Regions from separate parts of the Homo sapiens genome. Here region 2 is linked to region 1. The links are chromatin loops, found by intact Hi-C in ENCODE. Cell type or tissue: prostate gland. All regions are shown on one strand. Links, peaks and the distances in the headings refer to the core of each region. The heading gives the core; the rest is flanking DNA. Region 1 holds the start of LOC124909409 (a long non-coding RNA gene). Region 2 holds the start of LINC02044 (long intergenic non-protein coding RNA 2044).

Region 1 (15,453 bases), core at 4,277-12,276:
AACTGAAGAGTCTCACCTGCACTCTCTCCCTCCCTCCACCCCAGGTTGTCCTGGCCATGTGGGTAATGGCTGCTGCATGCTCTGTGGAGGTGCCCATCTCGCTGTCCTCTGAAGAGTTTTTTATTTCCTATTTAACCTAAACTTTAAAAAAAAAAGAAAAACTTTCTTGCTGCCAATGCCCTGCTTCAGATCATCTTGTCTAATTCTTGGTTTTTGAAATGCTTTTAACTTTGAACTCCTTCCTTTCACTTCCCTTTCCCTTTTCACAAGCCTCACACCAGGCAGCCAACCGCTCTACACAGCTCAGCTGTTCCCAGTCTGCTCCTGAACCAACAGCAGACCCTGCCAGGGAGCACTCCACTCCTTCTTACTGGACCCTGAGTTCCACCTCAGGCCTGTTCTCAACACAGTATGGCAAGGAGTCACAACCGACTCATCAGAGCTGGCAGTGGAAAAGCTGTTCTCAATCCCTTACCTCTAACAGTCAACCATTAATAATTGTTTATTTTTAACTTTTAAGATTTTTTGATAATTTTATTCTCCCAATTCTCCCATCATCCCTAGGTCCCACTGGTAGCTGGAAATAAAACAGGTGGTAACCAGGTAGCTACCTATAATTCTAAACTTGGGAATTTTAGTCCTCAAGTTAATGTGAAGTCTTAAGCTGCAGCCGGTATAATTGAGAACAGATCGGTCACCGCTCCTTAAGGCCTCCTAGCGCCAAGGCCAGGCATATACTCCTGAATGGTCCTGTCTCTGGCATCAGAGATCAGCAGGCAAGGTGGCTGACAAGAAAGGAAGGAGTCCCCCTCGCCACTCAACCTCATGAATCTCTGACTTTGAGAAAATGTCCAAAGTGACCAGGGGCCCTTTGTTACCATAATTTAATTTAACCCATGAATAAAATGAAGGGCCAAACTGGTATAATGGAAAAAACAAGAAGCTAAAAAAAATTTTTAAATTCTGGGTTTAAGCCTTAGCTCTGCCATTTAAGTGTTCCATGACTTTGAGCAAATCACTTGGTCTTTAGACTGACTGCCACAGCTGTGAAATGAACACAGTAATTACATCACCAGTCTCATGGGTTTTTTGAGGATAAATGGGAGAATGTATAATATTAGTATTTGAGAGCATTTTAGAAATCCCAGGCTTTATTTGTTCGCCCATGTGGTTGTCAAACATTTCTGGAGTGTCTCCTTTCTGGAGGCTCTAAAGCCCGTGTCCAGCCCTGTACTGCCCAGTTCCATTCTGGGAGTGACCCTTAGGAAGACAGTCCAGAGGGTGGCAGAGCTTCCAGTCATAACCAGAACCAATAGAGGGCTGGCTTCTTATAAAGAGAGAACTAACCCATTCCTGTGACTTTCTTAGTTCCTTATATACATGTGCTCTCTAACTCAGATTCCCACCCCAGCCGCCTTCAGGAGCAGCCACGGTGTCATGGTGCATTGTCAGTGTAGCCCGCAGAGCTGCTCACTGATGCTCCTGTGGGTTCACTGCTGCCCACTCAACTGCTGCCGTATACAGACAGCTGTTGTTTTGCACTGACAGGCTGGGCTGACCCTGGCCTTCAGCATGGTGAATCTTACAAACAGAAGCTATGTCTCTTTGCTCAGCTCCCCTAACCGCTAATTCCCATCACACACTTCACTAAGGTCACCTAGGTTCTGACTGTGAACTAGAATAGTCCATAGTCCATTAAGGACCATTGTAGCGATTTCTTTCTTAAAATATTTCTAGCTTCCTTTATCTCTGTATTAGGGTTCTCCAGAGAAGCAGAACCAATAATACATATATGTGTGTGTGTGTGTATATATATATGTATAATATATTTAATTTTGTATATGTATAATTATATATTATACAAAGATTTATTTTAAAGAGTTAGCTCATGCAGGCTGTAGATTCAGGTAAGAATTGATATTGCAGTCTTAGGGTAAAAGCAGGAAACTCAGGCATATTTTCTGTGTTGTGTTCTTCTCTGGAAAACATGTCTTTGCTATTAATACCCTCAATGATCAAATGAGGCCTATCCCCACTAGGGAGGGTAATTATTTTCTCAAAGTAAAAGATTGTCTAGCAAAGTTGACACATGAAATTAACCATCACAGTCCCCTACTGTCCACCTGAAATACACCACCTGCCTGGAGTTCTTTTGGAATATGTCTCTTTGGAGACAATGTGAAGAAATTAGATTCTCCCTAAGTCCAGCTCCCAGAATCATTAATGGCACCTTTAGACGGAGATGTTTCCACGCTGCCAGGACAATGGTTATTCCTTAACCTTTATGGAGCCATGAGCTCCATTCAAACCTCTGGATGCTTTGGATTTCAACCTTGGGTGGAGCTGACCATTGGAAGATGCAGACACAGAGACCCTGTTGCCCCAGCCCCTACCAGAGATGCATTCACTGGTTGCAGAAACAGCTTCATGAAGTCCTCTCACCTTGGCAGAGGCATATTGTTTGGATTCTCTTTGGCCACAGGTGTCTCAGAGCAAAATTGTGGTTTAATTTGGGCTATCTTATTAAGACTATCCTTTCCTAATTTTCCCCTAGTCTTGATTTTTAAATATATATATAAAACCTATGTCTTGATTTTTTCTCAAGATTTTTTTTTCTCAACTCCTCTGTGAAGTGTAGGGGTGGAGAGGATGAGAGAAGAAACAAGCAAGCAAGAACTCAATTAATAAAATAATTTATCTTTCATTTCCAACAGTCATTATAATTTTCTTCCCAGAATATATTTTCTTACTACAATTAACAATCTACCTCTTTAATTTAATTTTGTCCTCAATACCTTACAACTTAATGCATTCTATTTCTAAAGGCTTCTATTAAATAAGGCAAGACCAAAATTCATGAGTCCCACTTGAAAAACAGCAAAGCACTCATTCTCCAGTGCTGACTCCTATATTTGGATGTTTTGGAGGTTGGTGCCCTAAGAATTGGGAACATTTAGAATTTCTAACAGAGCACAGTAAGATCTGGTCCTGGCCATTGAACATCTCTCAGTCTAATGGAGAAGGTGGACTTTGTTAACACATTAGTCATAAAGCAAGCCAGCCCCATGAGTTGCCCGCCAGAAATGTGAACAGATTTTAATGGGAGCTCGGAGGCTAGCAAGGATTCATTTCCATTTCAGGGGATTGCGGAAGACTCAGCAGTTGAGCCTTGAAGAATGTGTACAAGACAACCTTGATTTTTAATTTCTGAGTCCTCACATACCTTTCTCAGACCTTTAAAAACCAAATTCAGCTCTTAACATTGTGTATTCAGACCTAGGCCCAGTTCAGTTTCTCGGATGGCACCGATACTGCCATAGAAAGTTTTATTTCCATAGTGAGATATTTCCATGGTGAGCTCAATCGAATTCTTAATCTAGCCACCAGGTGATTGTCTCTCTCTCTCCATCCTGTTCCCCGCTCACCCCATTTCTTAACTGTTTCTCATCTCTTTTCTCTTTGGGTATGAACATTTTCTGATTAAGAAAGAAACTTAGAGTGTTTTTTCCAGTACTCCCCACTTCCGCCCCCGTCTGGTTCAGTTAGCCAGTGACTCCCTGACAAAACAGGAGGAGCCATTCGCTCCAAATTGGAAAAACATTTATGTGTTGGCTTGGGCATCAGGGAATCCTGTACAAGCTTTTTGCTTTGGGATGAAGGGATGGCAGTGAGAAGGGTTGTAGGGAAAGAAAACACAGGTGGCTTCCTAAGCTGCCCCAGGAGGGGAAGGAGATTTGCAGCTGGGGCAGAGTGTGAGCCTGCTTTGGCTGGGAGAGACAGAGACAGCTCCACACAGGGGAATGGAGTTGGAAAAGGAGAGCCAGCTTGAAATTTAGTTGTTCCATACCATAAGTTATGTGTATTTTACTTTGACACTTGGGCAAGAAAATTATTGAAAGATGGCTGAGATCTAAAAGGTGCCTGAGCAACTTGAGCATCTTAATAGGAAATGAATAAGGAATACCTTATAGCTTTAGGACAAAGTTACATCAACGCTTTCTGTTTTCTACTGGATGCAGGCAGAAATTAATAGCTCACTAGAATTATCCCTGATATTCTGGTGAAATCTTCAAATGGCATTGGCTACACTAGTCCTATTAGCCCTGGTGCAAGTACCCAGACAGATCCGTGGTGTAAGTTCTGCTCAGAGCATCTTGGCAGCAAATGTCTGCCCCAAACAGCCAGGAGTCCCATTCTATATTTATCAGAGGTCACTATTTACCAAACAGACCTCAGGTTCATAGTGCATCTTCTACCAAGGACACCCTTAAGGACTCTTAACCCACTCCACCCTTGTCCTCAATTCATTCTTTGCACTCACAGCCAAATGCTTAAATACAATACTGGGTTCATTTTCTAAGCTAAGAGAAAAGGGAAGGGCTGTGTAGTATGTTGATTCAGTGAGCCAAAACACAGTTTGAGGAGCCTTTTGCACCAGAAGCCAAGGGAAAGATTGATTTGCCGGCTTGAAATCACTGGACTCCTTTAAGGAGCATGGTGCAAGATGCTTTCTTTAGAACAAAAAAGAAAACCAAGAGAGCAAATGAGTCCTTGGTTCCCTCATTTTTTAAAAACAGCTTCACACCTCAGCATCCCCTGTTTCTCGTGTGTGTGTGGAAAAGTTGAGCAATTTCTACTTTGACTTTGTTTTTAGACTTTCAGCCATTTTTGGAGTCTGGTAATAATCTTGAGCTCTATAGAACAGTGAGTCTGTCCTGCAAATAGACGTAGTGTTCACATCCAAATTAAAGGATGATCACTTCATAATGAGAAAAAATGTAAACAAAAGGAAAAAAACTTGCTGAAGTAGAAACAGCATTTATTTTCCTATAGGGAGAATTGTGATTAATAGTGAGGTGCTTACAGCCTTTCCCTCAGGCCCACTTTCCATCGCGCACTTTCTCCTAGCTTTCAGAATGGTGGTCCCTCAGCTGGCAGCATCTTCCTCTCCATCTCCGTCCTCAGAAAGTTCCCACCTCTGTTGGGTTACTAATTCCTTCTCAGTTTTCAAGACTCAGGTATCTTCTCTAGGAATGTTTCTTGACCCCTTCAACTTCCAAGTCTAGAGTAGGTTCTCTTCCCGGCTTCCTTAGTACCTTGGGTTTGCTTCCACAGCCCTTTCTTGCCTCTCTATCTGGAGGGTAGGAACTGTTATTATGCATCTGTGTCCACAGTGCTGTCCACGGGGCCTGGCACACCATAGGCCTTCTGTGAATGTCATGAAAGAGGAAGACTCCCAGATAAAACATGTTTGAGGTCTAGAAGATGAAAAAGGGCATACACAGGGTAAATTAACAATTTCTGAATTTCCTTTTCAAATTCTGATATATTTAAAGTTTTCAAGAAGTATATAAGAAAGGATAAAGCAGGGACTCAGGATACAAAGAGGTTGAAGATACAAATGGATTCAAGAAAGACTTAGAAAAATTGATGAATGTCAGAAGCATAAAACAACATTGGAAAGAAACTGAGATGTTTGGAGGAAATTCTGGAACCTCAGGGAGATGCCAGTGAATTTGGCTCCATGACCTAACACAGGGGTCCCCAACCCCCAGGCAGCAGACCAGTACCGTTCCATGGTGGTGCATGGCCTGTTAGGAACAGGGTCACACAGCAGGAGGTGAGCGGTGGACCAGCAAGCATTACCATCTGAACACCACCTCCTGTCAGATCAGCAGTGGCATTAGATTCTATTAGAATAGAATAGAACAGAACAGAACAGAACAGAACAGAACAGAACAGAACAGAACAGAACAGAAAGAACAGAACAGAACAGAACAGAACAGAACAGGTTTTCACCATTCAATAGAATAGGGTTCACCATTAGAGGGTGAACCCTACTGTGAACTGTGCATGCGAGGGATTTAGGAGGTTGTGCGCCCCTTATGAGAATCTAACTAATGTCTATTGATTTGAGGTGGAACAGTTTTATCCCAAAACCATCCCCCCCAGTCTCCCCACCCATGGTCCATGGAAAAATTGTCTTCCATGAAACCCGTCCCTGATGCCAAAAAGGTTGGGGACCACTGTCCTCACATATACCTCAAGGGGCATTTTGGAGTGGGTGGATGGGATTGGTGCCACCGAGGCTGATGGGAGTATGCAGTTTCCAGGTGTGTGGGAAGAAAAAGCAGGCCCCACTGCCCCGTCTCTCCCACCTGGAGTTCTGTTCATCACAGCCACACCAAAGTGCTCATCCCCATTCTTTCTCTCAGCTCCTCAGCCTCCGCTTTCTCTCCTCCCTCTCTTCTTGCACAGGCTGCCAGCCCTTCCAAAGCCTGTGCCAGGATCCAGCTCTGGCTCTGATGAGTCCAGACCACCAGGACTCACATTAATTTTCCCACTGCTAAGTTTATAGTTTGTATTTGGTTGATCAGAGAAATATGTGTGATGTGGGTTGCTGGCAAGTAAATCTTTTTTTCCTTCTGCTCTTTCTTCAGTATATTTTTTTTCTAACTATTTCATTCCTTCATCTAGTCCAAAAGAAACTCCCCAGTTCTGCTAACCAGCCCTACCTCAGAGCGGCCCTGAAGTCGGGTAGATGAGATGGTCTACAGACCAGACATCTGTGTTCATCTGGCTGCCAGACCCAGTGGAGACATGGCTCCATCCTTGACTTGTCTTTGAGGATTAATCGCATTTCTCGTTCTCTTATGTCTTTTTTAAAAATGAAGTATTTTTAATTGGTTCAAGCCAAGAAATTCCTGAAGCCTCAGGCCAATTCATTGCAAATCATTTAATGACATTGCAAAATAGGTTCTTTTTAGTCTCTCTCCTTCTTCCTCTCCCACTCCTCCCTTCTGGCCTGCTTTCCCCTCCTGCCCACCCCCAGATTTCTCTCTCCTGTCTTGACTTTGATTTTCAGCCCTCATCCCCCAGTCTCTTTCATCTCTTCCCCAATCCCAGCTTTCTTCCACTGCTCAAATCTGGGTGTAAATCCCACCTCAACTGAAAGGAAAAGAAAGAAACAAGATTTAACAACTAATGTGCTTGGCATCTACAAAGGTTTGTTTTTTTTTTTAATTCTTCTTCTTCCTCCCCATGGAAACTGTTTTCTTTAAATAAAAAAGAGCATGCCTTGCTTTCATCAGAAAGTGTGTTTGAGAAATTTCATGTCATGTTTCCATGGTTGTCAGGAGAGAGCTTGGGAGCCAAAATTATTTGTGCAATTGGACAGGCAGAAAAAAATCCCAAAGACAGCAAACATATTTATCCAGTCTCCCTGCCTGCAAAGGGAGGAGCAGTACTCACTCTGCCAACTGTGTTTCTAAGTGTCTCTGTAGATTACAGTGTTGACTTAGGCTGGAGTGCTGGTGGAGGTGGTGAGGACTACGCTGGAGAACACCACGCTTGTGAATTATTGTGTCCTGCCTTGTCTATGTGATTGAAAGCTCCCTGTGGTTAGGAGCTATGTCTTTTCTTCTTTGTATTTTCTGCAGTGCTTGGCATAATAGACAATTCTGCAGCACCTGGCTTGCTAAATGAATGACTCAATGATGACCAGAGGGATGGTATTTTACCAAATGCTGGTTTTGTCCCGCTTTGTGGGCTGCAGGGGGTCTATGTGCCAGGGCTAAAATACTTAGTCACTACCCCAAATGCATGGCTTCTGAGATGCCTGCCCAGCCCACAGTAAACCCCAACCACTCACCAGGTGCCAGGCTTTCTGACCTCATGAGAGCACAATGAGGCTCCAGCCTTCTGTTTCTGTAGTTGTCCCACATCCTCAGCAGAAAACTGCCATGGCGTTTCACTTGCAGATCATTTTATTTCAGAGGAATAACCTTGGGGTCATGCCAAGCTATGGTCCCTCAAGTGACTTGGGGGTTGAGAATTGTGTTGGGACTTTTTGTCCATCAATGAAGCAGTTTGGGACACAGGAGAGCCCCCATATTGTCCAGGGGCAACATAGTGAGGAGTGTCAGGGACCCTTTGTCTTCTCAGACTCTACAGCCAAGTCTGTCTGATAGCCATGAGCCAGAAGCTCAACCAGAGAAAACTCTTAGTGACTTTACTTCTCCTGCACCTCGGGTGTCTCTCAAAAAGGGACTGAGGTGCAGGGAAGGACCAAAGGATCAGCATGCCACTGAGTAGTGCTCCAGTAGAGCAGAATCCTTTGTGCCTTGTAGCATTAGCCACAGATGCAGCAAGCTGCCACAGGGACAAGTTGAGGCTTGGAGGTTGTGACAGTTGGGGAATAGAATTATCCATCAGTCCAGAAACCTGCCAGTGGCCCTGAGGCTGCTAAGTCATCCTGGCAGCATTGCCACATGAGCCCCATGCGGTGCCCCGTGACCTAATGGATCCCATCCAGACCTCTGTAGAGGAATGCAGGCTTGTCCTGTGATCCCCAGGAACAGGCAGGAGGGTAGGACAGGACTGTGCATGAGAAGTACCTGCAGGGGTAAAAGGCCAAAGTTTCTTTAAGCATTCAGCAGAGCTCATGGATATGGGGATATTGGTAACTCCATGAAGCATCCAGCGGATGGTGGCGTCTTACTTCTCTTCTTACTTCAAACAGAATCGAACTTCAATTTGCAGCTTAAAGGAGAATGCAGGAGAAGATTGAATGAATAACTCCCTTGGAAGTGATTGATAGGTTTATGGATTACACCTGGGGCATTTAACTGAGACCCAACACATCCTGTAGTTGGACACGTAAAGTCCATGAAAATTGGGGGATAAGCTTACAATTAATATTTGACAATTTGTGTTATGAGAATGCATGAACATACACCAAATACTGTAATTTAATTCATAGCTCTGCCAAGCCTTTTATTAATAAAGGAAAGATAGAGACTAGAAGGTGGTGAGAAAGAAATTCAAGAGACATTCAAGATAAAATGTGCCAATTTGCGGTTTCACATGTGATCTGCTGATGGCAGCCACATCTATGTACCTTTGACAGTCTAATTTGCTTTCTGTTTTTCCCATAGCCAAAAGGGTCTGTGCCTGATGTGCCCTTTGAATGTGAAGAGAACACAGAGTACATCACATGATGTGTGTCTGAACACATCCCTGTAGCCTCTGTGTTCAGACAGCCTACAGAAGTGATGTATCAGAGTGTACGTATTCCCTTTGGAAACTGAGCTCCCAGAAGGAAGGAACTGGGCCGGGTTCTATATGGAGCCTAAAATATCATGGGCTTTCTCAGAAATCACAAAGCTCTGTGACAAGTAAATAAGGTCAGTAAACTCAGAGATGGCCCCAAAGACCAGGACTTCTGACCTGTTGGGAGCTGAGAAACAAAAGTGGGTCTACTAGCGTTTGATTAATGCGGACAAGTTAATGAAGTAGCTGGAAAATGCACAAAGAGAGGATGCAAAAGAAGGGTGCGAGGGGAGGGAAGGTAAGAGGATTAAAGCTGCAAAAACATTCCTCTAATGGATTTCTCAAACACACCAGCCAACAGGCAAGGGCAGGTGTCCTGTCAAACCATTTCCCCATGAAACCTGATCCATCTTTCTGCAGCGGAGGCCTGCTAACCCTATTTGTAATTGAAGGGCCTGTCCCTTATTTCCAGTGAAGCACACTGAGCAGCCTAGGGACTCGGCCAGGAAACCAGCTTTGCAGACAAAGGGGCCTGGGAACAGGCTGGTTTCCTTCATATGCGCCAGCTAGAGCTCCTCTCTGCATCTGCCCCATCTGATGGCTGGTTAGGCTCTTATTGATCATGAACTCCCCACCCCTCCCTGGCCCCCTTCCTGTCCAAAAACACTAGAGAAAGGGGTCCTCTGATTTTCAGATCATTCATCACTTCATTATTCTGCCTTTGATCCCTTAGTGAAACTCAAGTTTTACTCAAGCAGCCAAATTGGGAGTGTTTAAGCTAAGGCTTAAGCTTAGGAGGCACGGGGGGAGGGGGGATAGAGGGTAGGAGGGACAGGGCCAAGGACCGAACTGCTGCTTATTTGTTTTGAAGCCAGGAAGGCTCGCCTGCCAGTCGCCCCTTGTGGGGAGCTGGATGTCCAGCTGGGGTGCCCTCGGTCCTGCCTGCACAGGCTGTTGTGCACATGTTGGCATCAGAACAGAGGGGCTGTCTGGCCGCATGGCTGACCAGTGCCCAGCTTCATGCTCCCCCACTGCACAGCCTTCTGTCTCCAACTGAGCAGCTGTCAGAGGGTGCAGCAGGAGCCAAGAGGGGATTAAAAGAGACAGTGTTTTCTACCACTGGGTTGCTGAGGTGGGTGCCTGGCAGAGTGCATGCTCCCTCCGTGCCTGGATAAGCCCTCAATTACAATGGGCAGGAGCCTGGGGCCATGAAGATGGAGATGGCATCCTGGTGCCAAACTCCTTTCAGTTCCTTACATCTTTCTTGCAAAATGATCTGCTAGCTTTAAGTATATTCTTTGCTTAAGGCAAATTTCCTTGGAATGAGGTGAAGAAAAGGAGGAGGAAAAAAAAAAAAGAAACCTCTTGGTGGAGTAGTTTGGGACTTATTCGACCATGGAGGAGAGTGCTTCACAGCGCCTGAGGAATTTTCCAGATGCCCCTGAGCTCACAATCACTCACAGCTCACAATCATTCACAGCTCGCTTTGTGGGGAGCCTCCTGACTTGGCAGGTACAGGGCGCACTGGCCTGAAGGAGGATTAAGGCCTTTGCATTTTTTAAGTGAATTGCTTTCAGAAAACAAAGTTACCGATGTTTAGCTAGAACATGTTGAGCTCAAGCAATTCCTTTCCCATAGTCCAAACCTTCCTCTTCTCTGAGAGAAAACTCATTAGCTATCTTGGCTGAGAGGCTCAGCCAGGACTGGGCTAAATAATTTGTGGGACCAAATGCAAAATGAAAATGTAGGGTCCCTTGTTGAAGCATTATTAAGAATTTTCAGATGATGAAAGCAGAGCATTAAACTGGGTGTTACCCCATCAAGTGCAGAGGCAGGTTGCACACCCATCAAGCTGGCCTTGGGCTCAGCCTTCCAAACTGTATTTATTTAGCAAGGATTTAGAAAGCATTTGCTGTATCCTCAGTACTATGCAATAGAACTTGGGGTTGGGGTGAAGAGTGAAAAATTAATAGGCTTCTCACCAGGAATTTATCGTTTAGTTAGGCTCAGATATCACACACAAAACATTAAATAATTTTGAAATCATTATTTAAAAGCCCAGGAGGCCCTACACTTACCCACAGGAAGGAATCTATGAGAGATCTCGCCTTGACCCGCAGGCATCATGCTTGTTCAGCCTGGAAAGTGAAATGGGGCAATAGAAAGGAATCAGACAGCCAATCTCTGTTTTTTGTTAAGTTTTGTGTGTGTGTGTGGGTACATAGTATGTGTGTATATTTATCAGGTACATGAGATGTTTTGATACAGGCATGCAGTGTGAAATAAGCACATCATGGAGAATGGAATATCCATCCTGTCACTGTTTTTAACACATCACTCCTTGAATAGCATGTATTTCTTACAGCACATTTATTAGACCCATTTCACTTCTTTCTTCAGATCCCACATAACGTCTCAAGAAACATTGTATTTGCAAAATAGCTTCCATTGGCCACACTTAGATATAATGTTCACAGAACATTTGTTATGCTAGGCTCTTGTCTGTTTGTTCAAAATGTAGACCAACTTCAACTATGAATTTATGAGTTCAACTATGAGTTTCTAGGCAGCATAATGGGCATCTTGTACCTAACTCGTGGGGCTCAGCTTCCAAGATATTCATTCGTTCATTCATTAACATTCATTCATTTATTCATTCAACACTTGCCAAGTGTGTACTTGGGCCAGGACCTGGGTTAGGTTCAGGGGACACAGACAGGAACAAAACTCGGTCCACGCCCCTAAAGAGTTCATAGTCTAATATTGTAATCAAAGGGACATCAATCCTTTCACAGAAACAACAGGGCTTCCTCCCCTGTGTTGGCTTGAATTGACTAAGAGTTGCTGGGAAGTTCCATTACGTGGGAAGCCTCCTGACCTCACTGAGTACCTTAATCACCAGGCACTCCTAGGGTGACACCAGTTTGTTTTTGGTCATTATCTCTTGTCTTCTGTGAGAAACCTGATTCCAGCCCTCTCTGGGTCTCCACTGGAAACAACAGCAGAGGCAGGTGCAGTCTTGCAGTGAAATTGCAGTCAGTCCCAATGCTGTCAGTCCCGGGAGCTGAGCAGAATTTGGTGTGGCCAGTATTCGGAGAAGGTGCCTTCAGGGCTTTCTGAGTACCTTTAAGAAGAGAGTGTCTGGGTAAAATATTTCCATCTGTCTTATACTCCATTAGTTTTATTTCTCCTCTTAAATTCAGCTATAATCCTGAAAACCAGATTTCCAGCTTGGAATGCATGCAGTTTTGTTGTGCAAGTGGTCCCTGTTTTACTCAGCAACATGAGTGATTTGTCTCATACAAAGAGAGATTTGTTGTTTGGACTCTTGCATTGTTTGGGAAACATTCTGCTTTTATTCTAGATGAATCTCCATGCTCTCCCAGTTTAGATCCCATGGTGCCAAGCCAGGAGAGATGGCTATGGGGCTGCCAGAGACCACAGTCTCATGTTAGGACCCTGGCTCCTCCATAGTCCACTGCCATTAAGCCACCCTAGGGTGCTGCCTGTTGTCCTGGCAGATTCCTCTTTGTCTTAGAAAACCCTTAGGGTATCCAGAGTCCTGCCCCCAGCCCCAAGGAAGGATCCTCCGTGAAGTGGGGTGTGGCTCCTGAGCAGCAAGAATCAGCCTTCTGGTTATAACCATGGCCGGCAACCAAGTGGAATCTCAGGCCTGTTACTTGTCATCGTGGATGCCTAAGGAGAACCTGGGAAGGCTGTTCTTTTTTTTTGAGACATAGTCTCGCTCTTTTCGCCCAGGCCAGCGTGCAGTGGCGCGATCTCGGCTCACTGCAAGCTCTGCCTCCTGGGTTCATGCCATTCTCCTGCCTCAGCCTCCGAAGGCTGTTCTCAATCAACTTGGAGAAAAGACATGAGCATTCTCTTGTATCGTTCCCTTCCATCTCCATTAGTTGAGCCTGCTGACAGCTCTGCTAGGACATTTGTACTTTGACCCCCCCCCATTTCTGGGGTGTAAGCAGAGCCAACTTGCCCCCACATCTCAGTGTAACAGATGGTCTGAGCCAGAGGCACCCCTTGATGGGATTCTCTCTGCACCTTTCCCCAGCTTGTATATACAAAGTGAACCCCATCAGTGATGAGGGCCCCACATTCTTACAAACTCCTGTAGACAACAAGGGGCTGGAGGAAGAACTCGGAGGATCCCCTGATATCCCCCTAGGTGTGAGCTTTGTCATGACTGACAACACCAAGGCACAAGCCCACCCTGAAATGTCACACTTTTGCTCTGCTGTCCTCCAACCAGCACCTTCCCTTCTCTTCACAGATCTCCAGGACTTCAAGTTAGATGTGCAGCACGTGATTGAAGTGGATGAGGGAAACACAGCAGTCATTGCCTGCCACCTGCCTGAGAGCCACCCCAAAGCCCAGGTCCGGTACAGCGTCAAACAAGAGTGGCTGGAGGCCTCCAGAGGTGAGTGGGCAGGAGCCCAGAGGCCAAGGCTGAGGCCAGAAGGGAAGCTGGCCTCCTCCAACCGCTCGCTGCTCAACAAAGCTAGGGCAGCTGCTGCTGTCTCCCAAACCCCCCTCAACATGCCAGCAGCCCTGTCCTCATGCTAGCCAGCTGTCCTCCTCCCCTTTTTTTCCTTTTAAGAGACAGGATCTTGTTCTGTCACCCAAGCTGGAGTGCAGTGGCACAATCAGAGCTCACTGCAGCCTCCATCACCAAGGCTCAAGAGATCCTCCTTCCTCAACCATCTGAGTAGCTAGGACTACAGGCACACGCCACCATGCTTGGCTAACTTTAATTTTATTTGTTACAGAGACAGTCTTGCTATGTTGCCCAGGCTGGTCTAGAACTCCTGAGCTCAAGCAATCTTCCCGCTTTGGCTGAAATTACAGGCTTGAGCCACCATGCTTGGTCATGTGTTCTTTCTTGATATTTGGTCCTGTAGGGTCCCAAAGCAGGTGGCTTCCATTATGGAAGTCCTCTGTCTTAGCATGAGGAATTTCTTTATCCTTTCAGGCTCCAGAAGATATTACTGAGATGCTGCTGTTCCATCCAGGCTCTCAGCACATGGTTCTGCATGCTGCCTGGGGAAGCTCTGTGCCTCCAGGCACACACAGGAAGGCTGCCTAATAAGCCCATTCATGGAGCCCCAGGGTTCCTTGGCAGGAGGTGGAGCTCTTCCCCATGCAGCAGAGCAATCTTTATAGTGGACTTCATTTTTCCCTCTCCCCGTTTGCATAGTAAATGCAGTTATCTCAGCTGTCACAGCTCCATGCTCAAGCCACAGTGGACAGACACGGCAGCAGGTCTAGGGAAGCCAAGACTTGGTCCACAGAATGCCAGAGGGGAAGGGGTTGTCCCCGAAGTCAAAGACAGCTTCTTTTCACAACTGACCCCATACTCAAGGCCAAGTAGACCTTACTTGACCTGACTCCACAGCTCAAAATGTACACCTTTTAACTGCTTGAGTCCAGGAGGCTAAGGTTGTAGTGAGCCAAGATCATGCCACTGCACTCTAGCCTGAGTGACAGAGTGAGACTCTGTCTCAAGAAAAAAAATATATATATATACCTTTAAAAATATTCTATAGATTTTAAGAGTTTTTATCAACTCTTTCTGGTTATGAAAGGAACATATGTTCATTATAGAAAACTTAGAGAATACAGAAAACTGTTTTCAAAAAGGTAAAACACCTAATCCAACCACTCAGAACTAACTGGAGACTAGGGGAAGAAGAGCATTAATCCCTGCTGTCCCCAGCAGAAGGTTGGCAGCAGCCTCTGGGAGAGGCCTGCCTGTCCCACCAGGGCCAAGGGTTTCTCCCACTCCATCTGGCACTTGCTAATAAGCAGCTCATACCTGGGTGGCCCAGCAGCAGGCAGGCACCAGGCTTGGCAACAGCACGGCTCTCAGGAGGGGCCACCAGGGCAAAGCTCAGCACTGATGGCCATAGCTTTACCTGCCAGGAAGCCAAATGCCACCCGAGTTGCTGGGGTGTCCAGGAGCTGTGACTCTGCCTCCTAGCTACAGAATCTGAACACCCGTGAGGCACCATCCCAGGGCACCTGTGGACCAGGAGCAGACAGAGCCTAACAGGCCCCTGATGTGGAAGAAAGGATTTCAGTGGCATTCATGGGGAGGACAGTGGTTGAAAGTCAGAATATTCCTCTCCAAGTAGCAGAAATGCAATAATGAGGCGATTCCGAGTGATGGCTATGACTGGTGGGAAGATTTGCTCATCATTTGGGAAGGGAGAATGATGGGAAGCTCCAAAATCAATTTCCTCCTTCCTGGAGGCTTGCAGGAATGATCTCATCTCTCATGTGTGCAGCCTGGGCCTCTCAATCCTTACAATAGCCCTGAGGCAGCATACATTAAGCCTTTTTACAAATGAGGAAACTGTATCAGAGAGATTAATTAACTTGCCCAAGATC
Region 2 (15,453 bases), core at 4,749-12,748, 95 kb before region 1:
TTACTGATATAATCTGCCAAATCCTAGAGCCGCAGTTATTTTATTCTCCTGTAAGTACCACTTTACGCTTGTTTATTTTCGCTGGTGGGGTCAGAGGACCTCCATGTTTCCTAAGTAAATTTCTCAAACCCTTGTCAATTCCTTATACACAGAGAAACCCCAAGAAATCCGTGGAAAAATAAACTCAATCTCCAAGAGTAGTAGTAACAAGGGACAGTCTGGTCTGAAGCACACCCTGAGTTGAATGCCAGAGTGCAGTAGCAGCATTTTAACCCAACAGTAGCACCTACTTCAACAACTCTTGTCTTTGCCTGTCTCCCTTGTTTTCTGTTACTCTCTCCCTCTGTGTCTGTCCTGCTTGCCCTGTTTATCTTCTGCCTCATCATCCGTCTCTAGTATCCTCGATGGTATCTAATGCTCCCATTTTCTCACACTCCGTCTCTTTCTCCCTTATTCAACCATGAATTGGGAATTTAAAATTTGTTAAAGCTTATTTGCTGCACGAATTCGTTGACATCTTTATTCAAGATTTTAGTTTTTGAGGTTGATGATTAGATTGATACTTCTCAAAGACAAAAATAAGTTGCCTATTTTTTTTGAAGTAATACATTGACCTGTTTAAAACTTAGAAAGTTTGAAAGAAAATAGGTAAAAATAGCTCCTTCACATCTGTCTCTCAGCCACTCTTTTGCTCAAGACAACTAACACTGCTAGTTTTTTGTGTATCCTTGCAGAGCTATTTTATATATACAAGTAAATGCATATCACTATTTCCCCACTTTGTCCTGCAAAAGATGGCATACTCTATGCACTATTTTGTACTTTGCTTTTTTTCACTTAATATATTTTTAAAATCTTTCTGTCAGTACATAAAAAGAATTCTCATTCTGTTTTAAGCTGAAAAATGTTTTCTTGTATAAATGTATCATAATTTAACTAGTCACCTATTGATGGACACTTAAGTTGTTGCCAGTCTTTTATTATTTAAAATAACACTGCAATGAATTTCATCATTCATGCATCATTTAACAGATGAGAGTGTATTTTAAGATAAATCCCTAGAAGAGAGCCAAATGCTTTGTTCATTTGTAATTATAATAAATTTTGCTATATTTTCTTTCTTAACATATACTATTTTACAGTCCCACTTACAGTATATGGGGGTGCCTATTTCCCTAAGCCTTCACCAACACAGTTTGTCAAGCTTTTTGACTTTGCCAATTTAATCGGTGAAAAATGGTTTGTCAATATATTTTTAATTAGTTTATTTTGTTGTGAATGAGACTGTTCATCTTTCACACATTTCATAGTTATTAGTATATTCTTTTCTGTTAAATCTTTATTAATATTTATTCTTTCTTCTATTGGGTTGGTAGGGCTCTTTAAATCGATATTTTTCAGTTTTTTATTTATTAGGAAAATTAATCATTTGTCTGTGATACAAGATGCCATGATTCACATTTTTTTCCCTAGTGTATCAGTGTATCATGTGTCTTTTACTCTGGATTTTTTTTTTTTTTTCTTTTTTAGAAACAAGGTCTTCTGTCATCCAGGCTGGAGTGCAGTGGCATAATCATAGCTCACTGCAGCCTCAAACTCCTGGGCTCAAGCAATTCTCCCTCCTTAGCCTCCCAGTAACTGGGACTACAGGCACATGACACCACATCTAGCTATTCTTTTTTCTTCTTTTCTTCTTTCTTTCTTATTTATTTATTTATTTTTTAGAGATAGTGTCTTCCTATGTTGGCCAGGCTAGTCTTGAACTCCTGGGCTCAAGCTATCCTCCTGCCTCAACCTCACAAACTGCTGAGATTACAGGCCACCAAGGATTTTTACCTTGCAGAGATGTTTCTTTTATATTTAGTCAAATTTATTCATCTTTTCATTCTGATTTCTAGGTTTTGTTTTATACTTAGAAAGACCTTCTGATAGGAGAGATGTTCTTTGATATCTTCTAATTATACATTATCTTGAATGTCAATCAACATTTGTTTTTCTTATATGATTGCAAGTTAGCAAATGATCAGGTATCAATGCTGATGTTGTGGGGAGAGGGAGGTGTGTGGCAGTAAGAATCTGGATTCAAATCCTTTTCCTTCCCAGTTGTGTCACCATGCAAGAGCACTTGGCCTTATTCTGCTATACACCCCAGCTATTTGTCTGCAGTAGGCAAATGAACATGCCCAAAGTGCCACAGGTCAGGTGTATGTGAAACGAGAATGCTAAAATGCTTTAATGACATGTGTGCATGAATATTTTAATTTTTTCACCTCTGCATAGCATAGCATTGTGTCTTCTGCTAGACAGCTAGGTGCTGCCTGTCTCCATCATGTCATTGTTATTGTTTGCCCTCATAGGTACTAATTATGACATGGGAGATATAGCAAAATTCATTATAGCTTTTAAAAAAATCTCCCAGTGTAGTGCAGTGAGAAAGGGGAGGGAGAGTCACTCAGTCAACATGTATACTCCTTGACTGAGCAGTGTTTGAGTGGGCACCAAGCTTAGACATGTGTGTAGGGAGGCAATTATAACTAGTTACAGCCATCCTGCCTCTTCTGTCCTCCTCTCTTCCCCAGCCTTAGCCCCCCAGCCTCATGGGGCCCAGAGTCCTCCTTCAGATGAGGCCAGTGTCCCAGGCAACTACCTGACGTGGGAAAAGCTGCCGTCCTAGAGATCAGAAAGAACCCACCAGTCAGGAACAGCAATTCTGATGATGTCAGCTTCTAAGTTTTCAGAAGCGACAGCCTCTGGTGTTCTTACAGCATCAGAAGAGCAGAAAAGCTGGCCACTTATGAACCCACACATTGTTACAGAGCATCTCGGCTTTCTGCCAAGGAGCACCACTCAGGCTTTAAAGATTTGTCCTTTGATTTTACTTTTTAGGGCATCTTGAGACAATGTTCTGCCTACACAAAATTCTAAACTGAGAGGAGTGGCTCAGAAGCTCTACTAACATGGAATCACATGTGGTAAGCCACTCTAAGGATATTATCCTCAATCATTAGATCTCTCTGGGCTTAGGTTCTAGGCAGGTGGATGGTGGAGATATGGGAATATGTGGTAGGTCACTCTAAGGATATTATCCTCAATCATTAGATCTCTCAGGGCTTAGGCTCTACGCAGGTGGATGGTGGAGATACGAGAGGTCCGGAAGAATAGACTGAGGGGTAGCCACAGAGATCAGAATAAATTTGAGTGCCAGGAGGACAGATCACGTCAAGTCATGGACTGTATCACGGACATAGAATCTTGATGTAGAGTTAGAAATGGGGGCTGAAGGATAGAGGAAGGTTTTGGAAGTTGGGAGACTCAGGAAAGCTGAGCAGGAGGCTGTGTCTGAATGGGTAACTTATATCTAGGGGAAATTGTACAGATAGATCCCTCTGATGTCCTCTGAGTTAAGATTCAGATGGTTTGAAGACAGTTTCTACCTGAAACCATGGTGGCAACTTGAGGCTTGAGCGCAAGAAGAGACCAAGGGCCATACGAGAAATGGCTTATTTGCTCCCACTTCATCTGGCCACCTTTCTTTAGCAGGACATCCCTACTCTAAGTTTTAGACTGAAAGGTAAAGTTAATCAGCCAGCAGGAAAGGAAAGAATGGCCATTCATTCGTTTAACCACTGTTCACTGAACCTTATGTGCCAGATACTGTTAAGGTGCCAGGGGTATAGCAGTGAACAAGACAAAGTCCTTGCTCTCAGAGTATCCATATTCTAGTGTGAGAGACAGATGATAAACAAGATGTATTACATTTATAATAAGATGATAAACAAGATATATATGTGTGTAACAGTGGCAATCATTGCTAATCAAGCCAGGGAAGAGGCTAGCTAGATAATTAAATGATGGAGGGAGGATGCTATTTTAGATAGGGTGGTCTAAGAATGACTTGGTGGTAATGATGTGACATTTGAGCAGAACTGGAATGAAGTGAGGGAGTGAGTTGTGCAAACATTGAGGGGAAGCGCTTCCAAGGCTAAGATAACAATAATGCCAGAGGCAGGAGTGTGCTGGGTGTGTGAGGTGCCACAGGGAGACCCCTGTGGCTGGAAATAGTGAGTGAGGGTGGCATCATAGGAGATAAGGTCACAGAGGTTGGGGCAAGCAGATGCACGATGTAGGTCACATAGGGTCTTGCAGAACGTAGTAAGGATTTAGGAATTTATTCTGAGATGAGAGGCCACTGGAAGATCACACGCTCATCAGATTATTAGAGGGCCTGGAAGCCACTCTAATGCCTTGTGTGATTTTCCAGTGCTGGACTGACCTCCTAACCTGTGAACAGACTGTGCCCCCCACGCTCCCAATTACAGGGAAAACAGTTGTGCCCTTTCAACCACCAACTGTGCAGTTCTGGGCAAAAGACATAAACAAACGCTGCAAATCTCAGGCCACTTGAGCAAAGCCTTCCTCATCTCTATGCTGGTGGCTACAACTGTGACCTTGTAGGTAGGGGCTGTGTTCGCCCCTACTTGAGTTGTACCATATGAACCAGTAAGTGGCTGCTGATAGAACATTCAGGAAACTGCTTCTATTTCCTCATCTCTGAATTCTTCCTCTCAACATCTCATAGACCAGGCCTCTGCTTAACAGAACCTAAAAGGAGACCTGCTATGACCATTTTCTTCCACCTGGGACAAACTAACGGCAGATCTTCCCAAGTTTCTTCCTCACATAGGAAGTGAGACATCCCCCCCAACTCTCCATACGGTTAAAGAACAAGATTTGTCTAAAGCATTCATAGGTTCAGTCTGGAAAACTTCTCATAAGATTCAAATGCACTAGCAGACATGCCCACAGGAGGAACCCAGACCCCAGAAGCTGATTTATTTCACAGAAATCACCTTGAAGCCTTAAAAAATACAGGCAGTTCTGTTGTTTGTATGTTTTGTTTTTATCATAAATTTCTTAAACACACACACACCAAAGTCATAGTGTTGTTAAAGACTATTTAATAACCAGAAAGTTGTTCAAATGAAATAGCCTAGGCGAGGCTGTGCAGAAACAAGAATGCTTTTACATTGTTGGTGGAAGTGTAAATTACTTCAACCACTGTGGAAGACAGTTTGGTGATTCCTCGAGGTTCTAGAACCAGAAATACCATTTGACCCAGCAATCCCATTACTGGGTATATACCCAAAGGATTATAAATCATTCTACTATAAAGACACAAGCACACGTATGTTTACTGCAGCACTATTTACAATAGCAAAGACTTGGAGCCAACCCAAATGCCCATCAATGATAGACTGGATAAAGAAAATGTGCCATATATACACCATGGAATACTATGCAGCCATAAAAAAGAATGAGATCATGTCCTTTGCAGGGATATGGATGAAGCAGAAGCCATCATTCTCAGCAAACTAACACAGGGACAGAAAACCAAACACCACATGTTCTCACTCATAAGTGGGAGTTGAACAATGAGAACACATGGACACAAGGAGGGGAACATCACACAACTGGGCCTGTAGAGGGGTGGGGGGCAAGGGGAGGAAGAGCATTAGGACAAATACCTAATGCATGCGGAGCTTAAAACCTAGATGATGGGTTGTTAGGTGCAGCAAACCACCAAGGCACATGTATACCTATGTAACAAACATGCACGTTCTGCACATGTATCCCAGAACTTAAAGTAAAAAAAAAAAAAAACAGCATGTTCATATGATCATGTGTGTGTGCGTGCTTGTGCGTGTGTTCTAAGCATAGGCAAATATGCATAGACTCATGAAAGTGATAAGAATATGAGTGATTTTAATTTCATCTTTTTAATATATATTTTCAAATTTAAAACATTTTTAAAAATTCTTACATTCCAAACAACTGGATATAATGTCAGAAACTTACAGTCTCAACCTCAGTCTTCCCATCAGCCACTCTACAGGGAAGGGCCAGTATGTGATTCCAACAAATCCCCTTTGAATTAGAGCACATGTATGTAGTAAACATTCATACATTGATCTCCTGAACCACTGACCGACGCCCCGCTTTTTTCAGGCACCTGCACATGGCTTAGAATCATTTACACACAGAAACACAGGATTGGAAAAGATTTCAGAAATGATCTTACCCAACTGCCAGCTTAATGCACAGCTCTCCACTGCATCCCTGACTGGGGCTCTTCTGTCCTCTGCTTCATCACTTCCCAGGCTGGAGACAACAGGGCAGTGAGACCCGTTACTGGTGGAGAATGGCCCCCATCTTGCAGAGAGGAAATATCTTACTCCCACCCACAGATCCTAGCCCCAGATCTATGGCATTTAAGATAAGCTTTAAGAACTCATCTCACAGGAAATAAAAGAAGAATTGGAGGGTTTTTTTTGTTTTTTGTTTTTTGGGTTTTTTTGGTCTTTTTTTGTTATTTTGTTTTGAAGACCTCTTTCAGTTTATTCTAGTTTCCTTTCCATGCTGTTTGGCCCACTCAGAGACTTGCCTTATTCTCTTTCTTTGTGTCTGAAGTTTCTTTCTCCCCTAGGCAAAGCACCATAAGCTAATTTGCTCCCACTTCATCTGGCCACCTTTCTTTAGCAGGTCATCCCTACTCTGATTTCCTACCCTATAGATAGCTGACTTTCTTTGTCTTTTCCCCTACTATTTCCATCGCTTTTTTTCCTTTCTTATTTAGAACTTCTTATTCTCATTCCCCTTCAGGGTCATATTAAAACAGTTGGAGACATTACAATATTATAACGACTCTCTGAATATGAATACAAATAAAAGCAGTATTTAATTATAAATCAAGTTTAGGATAGACCACATTTTTTTCAGATATTCACAATAATGATTATTTCAATCCTTTTTAAAAAATGTTTTTATTGTGGTAAAATACACAGAGAGTGAAATTTACCGTTTTAAGCTGTAAAATTCAGGGGCATTGAGTACATTCACAATGTGACAAAACCATCACTATCTAGTTCCAGAACTTTTTCATTGCTCCAAAGGGAAACCCCGTGCACATTAAGCAATCACTCCCCATTCCTCCCTCCCCCGACCCACTGGCAACAACTGAGCTGTGTACTGTCACTATGGGGATTTGCCATTTCTGAGTACTTCATATGAATAGAATCATACAATATGTGGCATTTTGTGTTTGGCCTCTTTCACTTAGAATAATGCTCTCAAGATTCATCTCTATCATTGCCTGTATTAGTACTTCATTCCTTTTTATGGCCAAATAATATTCTACTATATGTGTATGCCACATTTTGTTTATCCATTTATCAGTTGATGGTCATCTGAGTTTTTTTCATCTTTTGGCTATTACGAATAGTGCTACCATAAACATTTGTGTACAAGTTTTTGCTTGAACATTAATGTTATTTGTTGAGGTGTCAACTTTTCCTCCAAAACCAAAGCTTGCTTATTTGTTTCTTGCTGGGAGCCTGGGTAGGTAGTGCCACTGCTTTGCTATTGTCCTAGGCAATGTTTAGCCCGTCCACTGGTAACCTCAGTCTGTTTCCCTGTTTCTTTCACTCTCTGCTTGCCTGCACAAATTTGCATGCATATATGGGTTCTCCCCTACTTAAACAATTTGGAATTCATATTGGCAAGTGGATTTCCCCCCTCTTATAGAGGAGATTAAAAAAAATAAGTACAGTGAATGTGTCCAATTCAGAAAGGCCTTGGGCCTCAGTTCTCAGCTTCCCCTAAGAAGGCCTCTTTCCAGCTCGATTCCAGGAAGGCTGGCTCCAGGAGCTCAAGCCAGCAGAGGCCCTGCCTCGGGCCTCAGCTCATAAAGCCAAGGTGTGTCTGAGTCCCTTAACTCTGTCAGGCTTAGAACTTGAGCCTTCACTCACTGGCTGCTGTCAGAGTTCAGCGTTCCCTGCCAAGCCATCGGAAAGCTGGAGGCCAGAGAGAAAAGGCGAGAGGCATCAGATTTCTGCCTGCAGATGGGAATGGGACTGACACTCCCCACATAGGATTTCTCTGTGAGCAACCACAGGCATTATCAGCGTTCAGGATCACATCACAAAACACAGCCTGATCATCTTGCCTTCTCTTTTTCCTCCTCTCAGAGATACAGATGCATTGCTCCTTTTCCCTTTGCCTCCCGGCCTTTTCCTTTGTTTGCCCCTCTCCCCTTTCCTCCACAGCCCCGGCTTTCCCAGGTCTGTTTCTCTGTTGCTTTTTCCCCAAAGGCTCTCCTGTTTTCTCCTGTCCCTTTGATTCCTCCCCCTCCTTTCATCCTGCAAATCTTTCTCTGTCGACTCCCTGTCTCCTTGCCATTCTCGGTGTGCCTTTCGGATCTGTTTCCTTTGACACTGGTCCCAGGCCTGCTGCCAAGTTTCAGACCCATTAGTGAGGTGCCTTGCTGACTGAAACACAAATCAAGACTGATCCGGGTACAATTAGCAGCAGCTCACACCTCATCTGGAAAGCATTAGCCAGCACTGAGAGTGTAGGGAGGGAGGCACAGGGAAATATTGATGCCAAACAGAATAGATCTCCTACTTTTGGAGCGTGAAAGGATCCTGACCCAGTAGACATATAACTGAAAATAAGATACAAATGGATAATGCAAAGTTGAGAGGCATGTTAACTTACCTCGGCCACTCTTCAGCATCTACGCAAGCAACACAGGCTCCTTAACACACAATTCAGGTGTATAAATATCATCCAGGAAAAGGGGTGTCTGATTCATTTAATCCAGATATTCTAACACATGTGTGATCCGGGAGTCCTCTGCTGTCTTGCAAAATTCTATCTTGGTACTGTTTCTAAAAATTTAATGTACAAAAGAATCACCTGGCATTGAGCTAAAAATGCAGATTCTGATTGACTAGGACTGGAGAGGTGCCTGAGATTCTGCCTTTATATCAAGCTGATTGGTGAAGCACACTTTAAGGGTCTAGGAAAATTTAAGACATTTAACTTTGGTCAAGTACCCTGATCTTCTTCTTTGGAGCACTCACAATTATAAGGAAGGTTGAATGATATAATTAGCTGTTTGATGCCTATCTTCCCAACTCAGAGGCAAGCTGCCCAAAGGCAAGGACCAGGCCTGTCTGGCTCTCCTTTGTATCCTCAGTACTAGCCCAGTATGTTGCATATAGTAGGTGTTCAGTAAATATTTCACAAGTGAATTTTCACAAGTGAATGAACCAGCTCAATCCCTAAGGCCCATCAAAAGTTACTCCTATTTCAGAGAGCCTTCCCAGTCCAGCCTCCCTTATCCATACCTGCCTGGTGGCATTTCATCATTTCCCCTGTGTCTTATCTTAGCCCCTCAAGCAGATCATTAGTTGCTTGAAACTGGGACTTTGTCTTCTGTGTTTCTGAACTTTTTTTAATGTCCTTTTTTCTCCCTTCCTCTCACTCCCCATCATAGTAAGGGCTTGCTCTAGCAGGCATTTAATGTTAGTTGATTGATTGAGAGACCCTAGAATGATGCCAAGTTCTATTTAGACTTCAATTATAATGCTCAAGGGGTGGCTGGATTTTGGCTTGGATAAAAGCCAAGATTTTATATGCCCCAGTGGAAAACCTTTAATACCACCTAACACATTGTGGGGTGGGAAGGCTAAGACATTATGTGTGTACAAAATCAAGCGATGTAATACCGTGAGGCTCCCAAGGCAGTTATAAATCAGGCCACTCCAGAGGGGTAACTGCGGGCTGTGGCCATTACTTCACTCCTGTTTTCTCAACTGAGAACGACGGCTCACGTTTGCCAAGCTTTACTTGCAGGGGTGGGGGCTGTTGTTCCCCAGGATTGGGCAGACCGTTTCTCTTGGAAAGACAGAAAACTGGCTCACAGAGTTCTGCCAAAGATAGGAGAACCTGGTCTTGTTTAGAACTCATCAAATGCCCTATTTTTCAAACATCAGGGCTGTGTGAAATGCAAAGTGCTTTCGTCAAGCACTACCCCCATACCCCATAATATTAAAACATGCATATTTTAAGGGACATTTAATCCATATGCTTTTTATTTACTTACCCTTAAATCATCAAAAATAATTATTATGAAAACCTGTTTGACATCTGAGAAACTTTATGAGCATAATTTGGAAATTTAAAAATCTTGCTTTCAGGAAAAAAACAGAAAGTTGTGCTTTTCCAAAAACACACGGCTTTTAAAACAAAGAGACGTGAGGGCCTTTCCAGCATTCTAATTTCACAGGGCTTGAGGGGTTCAGCACCAGCACAGCACAAGCTCATATCCCTCATCTCTCCAGTGAATCGCAGATGGAAGTCTCAGGCATGGCAGGTTCAGGCTTCTGCACTTGATTTGATTCTGTGACCCTTTAATACCTGACAGTGACAAAACTTCATCTGTCTGCAGGCTCCCAAGCATATTTTACAAATACCCCAGATGCATGTTCAATGTGTATTTCTGCAAAGTGTGTGACTGTGGCCTGATTATCTTCTTAAGCAGATAAGACATAAATTCCAGGGTGTTAGAGACAACTTTTGAAGTTCAAAAGAAGTACCTGGCAATGAAAATCTACCACAATGCAGCTCAAGTATTTCATTCTGTGAAATAGACTTGCAATGATCTGATTGATCTCAGGGTGAGGCACGAGGCAGGAAATGTGGGATGTCCCATACTGTCTGTTAAGGCCCTGTCTGAAATTGTCCCTGAAAACTGAGAGCCACCACTTTGGTCTCTGAGTTGATTCACGCGTAGGTGAAATTGTGTAATGGGTGGAGTGGGTGAGTTTCAAAGCAATCCTGATATGCACACATACACACATACATAATGTTTGTATAGAACTATCCTATATGAACACAATGAGTCCAGAGCAAGTGAGCAATAGAGAAGGTAAGAGATTCTGATGGAAGAAGAATTGCAGTGTGCCTAAGCTCAATGCGTGATTGTTGAATGGGAAGTGACTGCACGTTGCTGAGATAAGTAACAGGAAGTCTGGATCCATGACTTCCTAGTCCCAGACAATAGGCTCACCTCTTCCAAGGTATGGATATGAGGTTTGAGGTAAGAGGAGAACAAGAGGCAGCTGCAGGGCAGGGAGCAGTGGCTTAAGCAAGTGGTAGGAAGTGGCAGTGCAAGGAGGCCCACCTTCCCCAGGCCTCCCCACTGTCCTCCCTCCTCTGCTGCCTTGGAGCTCAGCCTGAGACGAGCAGAGCTCTGCCTGGACAGTGAGTCCCCAGTCATGATACTCAGCATCCGAGTTAACCATTCAGTAGAACTTCACTGAGGGCCTGTCAAGCGTGACACAGCCATTGTCTCAGAGCCACAGTGGTGGAGAACATTTCAGTCCCCAGCCTCACAGTTCGCAGTCTGGCAAAGAATGACCAGCTTCCCTCCTGTCTGCCCTAGATTCAAGAGAGTGCCAAAGGAAACAACAGGACAGAAGGAGACATGAGGAAGAGATGGGACAGACAGCACTCAACCCTGAGCAGACGTGAGGGGCAAAAGAAAAGGCAACATTAAGGACCCATTCAAGTTTCAAGTCTCAGCGTCCCAGAGGATGGTGAGGATACAGCAAAAATGGAGAGTGCAAAAGGAGAAAGGCAGTTGAATGTGAAGATAACGGGGTCTTCGGAGCCTACCTACTAAGTCTGGTGGGATAACCCTGTTAAATGGGAAGAGGGAGGCCTTTCTTGGTACATTTTAGGAGGAAAAAAATGGCTGCCTGGAAAGTTCATATACCAGCAGCAAAAAGAAAAGCAGAATGGGATGAGAGATTATGAAAGCCCTTCACGAGGAGGTTAAGTTCTGGCGGGTGTGCCCATCAGAGACCAGCAGAGACAACTGGCTCTCCGGCCTGAGTTCGCCTACATCAGAACTAGCACATCTCTCTGTCTAATTTCTAATCACTGTAAATATGTTCAAAATGAAAGAAAAAAGTAATCTCACACCCCAATAAACTGGATCAGATGTGTGTGCTTCAGTGGGTAGTGGTAAATCTACATATGGAAAACTGTATTCAGAAACGCCTGACTATAGCACTTAAATTCTATGGCACACATGGAATGAATTGAGAAGATAGCCAAACTTACAAATATTCCACCCACACTGTGTAATATGGCATCCTGATGCGTTCGGGAAAGTGAAGAACAATGTGGTGGGACACCCCCTCCACGGCTAAACGTGGACACCTTGAGCATGGACCAGATTCTCCCTTTTTTTTTTTTTTTTTTTTTTTTGAGATAGAATCTTGCTCTGTCACCTCGGCTAGAGTGCAGTGATGCGATCATGAATCACTGCAGCCTCAAACTCCTGGGCTAAAGTGATGCTCCCATCTGAGCCTCCCAAGTACCTGGGACTACAGGCCTGTGCCACCATAATTGACTATTTTGTTTTGTGTTTTTTGTTTTTTGTTTTTTTAAATTTTATTTTAGAGATGGGGACCTCATGATGTTATCCAGGCTGGTCTTGAATTTTTGGGCTCAAGCAATCCTCCTACCTCAGCCTTCGGAGTTGCTAGGATTACAGGTGTGAGCCATTATGTCCAGTGGACCAGATTCCTTATGAGATTTTCATATCACTAAGCATTTGGACAATCTCATCATTTTCTTTTTTTAACTTTTATTTAAGGTTTGGGGATACATGTGAAGGTTTGTTGTTATAGGTAAACTCACGTTACAGGGGTTCGTTATACAGATTATTTCATTACCCAGGTATTAAGCCCAATATCCAATAATTATTTTTATCTGCTCCTCTCCCTCTCCCATCCTCTACCCTCAAGTAGACCTGAGTGTCTATTGTTCCCTTCTTTGTGTTTATGAGTTCTCATAATTTAGCTCCCACTTGTAAGTTTGAACAGAACATACATCTGTTCCTGTGTTAGTTTGCTAAGGATAATAGCCTCCAGCTCCATCCACGTTCCTGCAAAAGACATGATCTTGTTCTTTTTTATGGCTGCGTAGTATTCTATGAAGTATATGTACCACATTTTCTTTATGTAATCTGTCATTGATGGGCATTTAGGTTGATTCCATGTATTTGCTATTGTAAATAGTGCTGCAATGAACATTCCTGTGCATGTGTCTTTATTATAGAATGATTTATGGTCCTCTGGGTATATACCCAGTAACAGGATTGCTGAGTCAAATGGTAGTTCTGCTTTTAGCTCTTTGAGGAATCGCCTTACTGCTCTCCACAATGATTGAACTAATTTACACTCCCACCAACAGTGTATACCTGTTCCCTTTTCTCAGCAACCTCGACAGCATCTGTTTTTTTTTTTTTTTTTTTTGACTTTTTAATAATAGCCATCCTGACTGGTATGAGATGGTATCTCATTGCGGTTTTGATTTGCATTTCTCTAATGATCAGTGATATAGAGCTTTTTATTCGTATGCTTCTTGGCTGCATGTATGTCTTCTTTTGGAAAGTGTCTGTTCATGTCCTTGCCCACATTTTCAATGGGGTTGTTTTTCTCTTGTAAATTTGTTTAAGTTTCTTATAGATGCTGTATATTAGACCTTTGTCGGATGTGTAGTTTGCAAATATTTTCTCCCGTTCTGTAGGTTGTCTGTTTACTCTCTTCATAGTTTCCTTTGCTGCGCAGAAGCTCTTAAGTTTAATTATAACCCATTTGTTAATTTTTACTTTTGTCGTGACTGCTTTTGGTGTCTTTGTCATGAAATCTTGCTAATTCTTATGTCCAGGATGTTATTGCCTAGGTTGTCTTCCAGGGTTTTAATATTTTGGGTTTTACCTTTAGACTTTAATCCATCTTGAGTTCAATCTCATCATTTTCTGAAAAGAAATCATACACTATCCCCTCTGGCCATCTAGAATGCTTTGGAATATTCATTATTTTGAGGAGATAAATGTTCCAGATAACAAAGGGTTTATCTTGTTAAGTGACAAAACTTTTTTATTTCAATAATTTGGAATAAAATCTCTCCCAAAGTTATATATATTTTTCTTAACTTCTTAAAGGTGAATTTCACTTGAGGACTGCTCATTACAAACTCTGCTATAATAAGAGAAATACTAGACTATAAGTTCCATGAGAAGTGAGTGCATGCAGAAACTGGTGATCCAAATAAGGGCTGTAGTCTAGTTAATAGCACTATACCAATGTTAATTTCCTCACCTTGATAATAAACTTTACTTATGTAAGATTGTATAATTAGGGAAAGCTGTAGAAGGGTATATAGGAATTATTTCTGCAGCCTCTCATGAATCTAAAATTATTCAAAATAAAAAGTTAAAATTTTCTGTTTCAGTTATCAAGTAGGTAAGTAGGGGAAGGAAGGAAGGAAGGAAGGAGAGGGGAGGAGAAGGGAGGGGAGGGGAGGGGAGGGGAGGGGAGAGCAAGGCAAGGTAGGCCAGAGCAGGCCGGGGCAGGGCAGGGAAGGGAAGGGAAAGGAAGGGAAGGGAGGGGAAGAGAAGAAGGAGGGGAGATCTATGTAAAGCCATATAGGAGAGACTATGCAGCAACAGAAATATGGAGGCTTTAAATCCAGGCTGACTCTGAGGTCAAATCCCCTTCCCAGCTTTGGGACGCATTTCTTAAACTCTGTGAAACATTTCTTAAACTCTGTATCTACCTTTATAATATCAGGGATTAAAAATACATACTGCAGAGGATTGTTGTGAGGATTAAATTAAACAATATGCCCAATACACTCAAACTGGGTATTCATCACCCGGTGGACATTCAATAAATTGTCCTATTCTAAACACCCTTATTTTTGTAGTGCTGGTTACCAATCATCAGAACTCAGCTCTCACTCATTAATGCTCTCAGGGTGCTTCCCTATTTAATTTGCTGCCTCTTCACCTGCTGTGAGTTTGATCTAGTTCTATATACCATATTATATAGGCTCCAAATAAGGATCACATATGGTCAATAAAGTGTTTTGTGTTTGTTTGTTTGTTTGTTTGAGATGGAGTCTCACTCTGTTGCACAGGCTAGAATGCAGTGGCGCAATCTCAGCTCACTCTAACCTCCGCCTCCCGGGTTCAAGCGATTCTCATGCCTCAGTCTCCTGAATAGCTGGGATTACAGGTGTGCACCACCACGCATGGCTAATTTTTGTATTTTTAGTAGAGAGGGGGTTTCATCATGTTGGCCAGGCTGGTCTTGAACTCTGACTTAAAGTGATCCACCATCCTCGGCCTCCCAAAGTGCTGGGATTATAGGCGTGAGCCACTGCACCCGGCCAAAAAAAGTATCTTTGTTTTAACTCACAGGCACTAGTTTTAGCTGCTCAGACACCTTTGTTCTTTTGATTTCCTGTCTAGTTTTTGACTGAGTTCCAGATGGATAAGGTTTCTAGACAAGTTCTTGTTAGATTAGGCAATGGCATTAATAAAAAATAGCCATCATTCATTGATCATTGTAATGCTAAATATGCTAAGCAGTTAACATACAGTATCATTTAATCCTCACTCTGTGAGGTAACTACTTTAATTTCTAGACTGGAGATAAAAAATTCTGATACCTTGCCCAAGGTCCCAGAGCTAATTAGCTGCAGAGCTGGCATCACTAGGCCTGGCTGACTCCAGAGCCCAAGCTTCTATCA

The links. A loop is a pair of places that touch in the nucleus more often than their neighbours do. Peaks named below come from ENCODE experiments on the same cell type or tissue, not always from the same donor. Only the 100,000 strongest peaks of a DNase experiment are listed, where the experiment ranks them.
Region 2: a loop joins it to region 1, with 2.0 times the contacts of the local background. A loop is called at or near these places in 3 of 110 quality-filtered maps.

Annotation. Positions count from the first base shown.
Region 1 is chr3:113,254,963-113,270,415 of GRCh38, forward strand. BOC (BOC cell adhesion associated, oncogene regulated) reads left to right here. Exons shown (of 20, transcript NM_001378074.1): 5 at 13,337-13,483. LOC124909409 (a long non-coding RNA gene) reads right to left here and starts at 13,337. Exons shown (of 2, transcript XR_007096006.1): 1 at 11,130-13,337; 2 at 4,803-8,541. RefSeq lists an enhancer at 10,088-10,706. In prostate gland, for the core only: no CTCF peak of the experiment used is centred there; DNase peaks (open chromatin) are centred at 7,279, 8,239 and 9,479; H3K27ac peaks cover 673 bases.
Region 2 is chr3:113,159,048-113,174,500 of GRCh38, forward strand. NEPRO-AS1 (NEPRO antisense RNA 1) reads left to right here. Exons shown (of 3, transcript NR_186663.1): 2 at 2,887-2,972. LINC02044 (long intergenic non-protein coding RNA 2044) reads right to left here and starts at 8,684. Exons shown (of 4, transcript NR_110823.1): 1 at 8,554-8,684; 2 at 6,080-6,159. In prostate gland, for the core only: no CTCF peak of the experiment used is centred there; DNase peaks (open chromatin) are centred at 7,794 and 8,264; H3K27ac peaks cover 1,803 bases.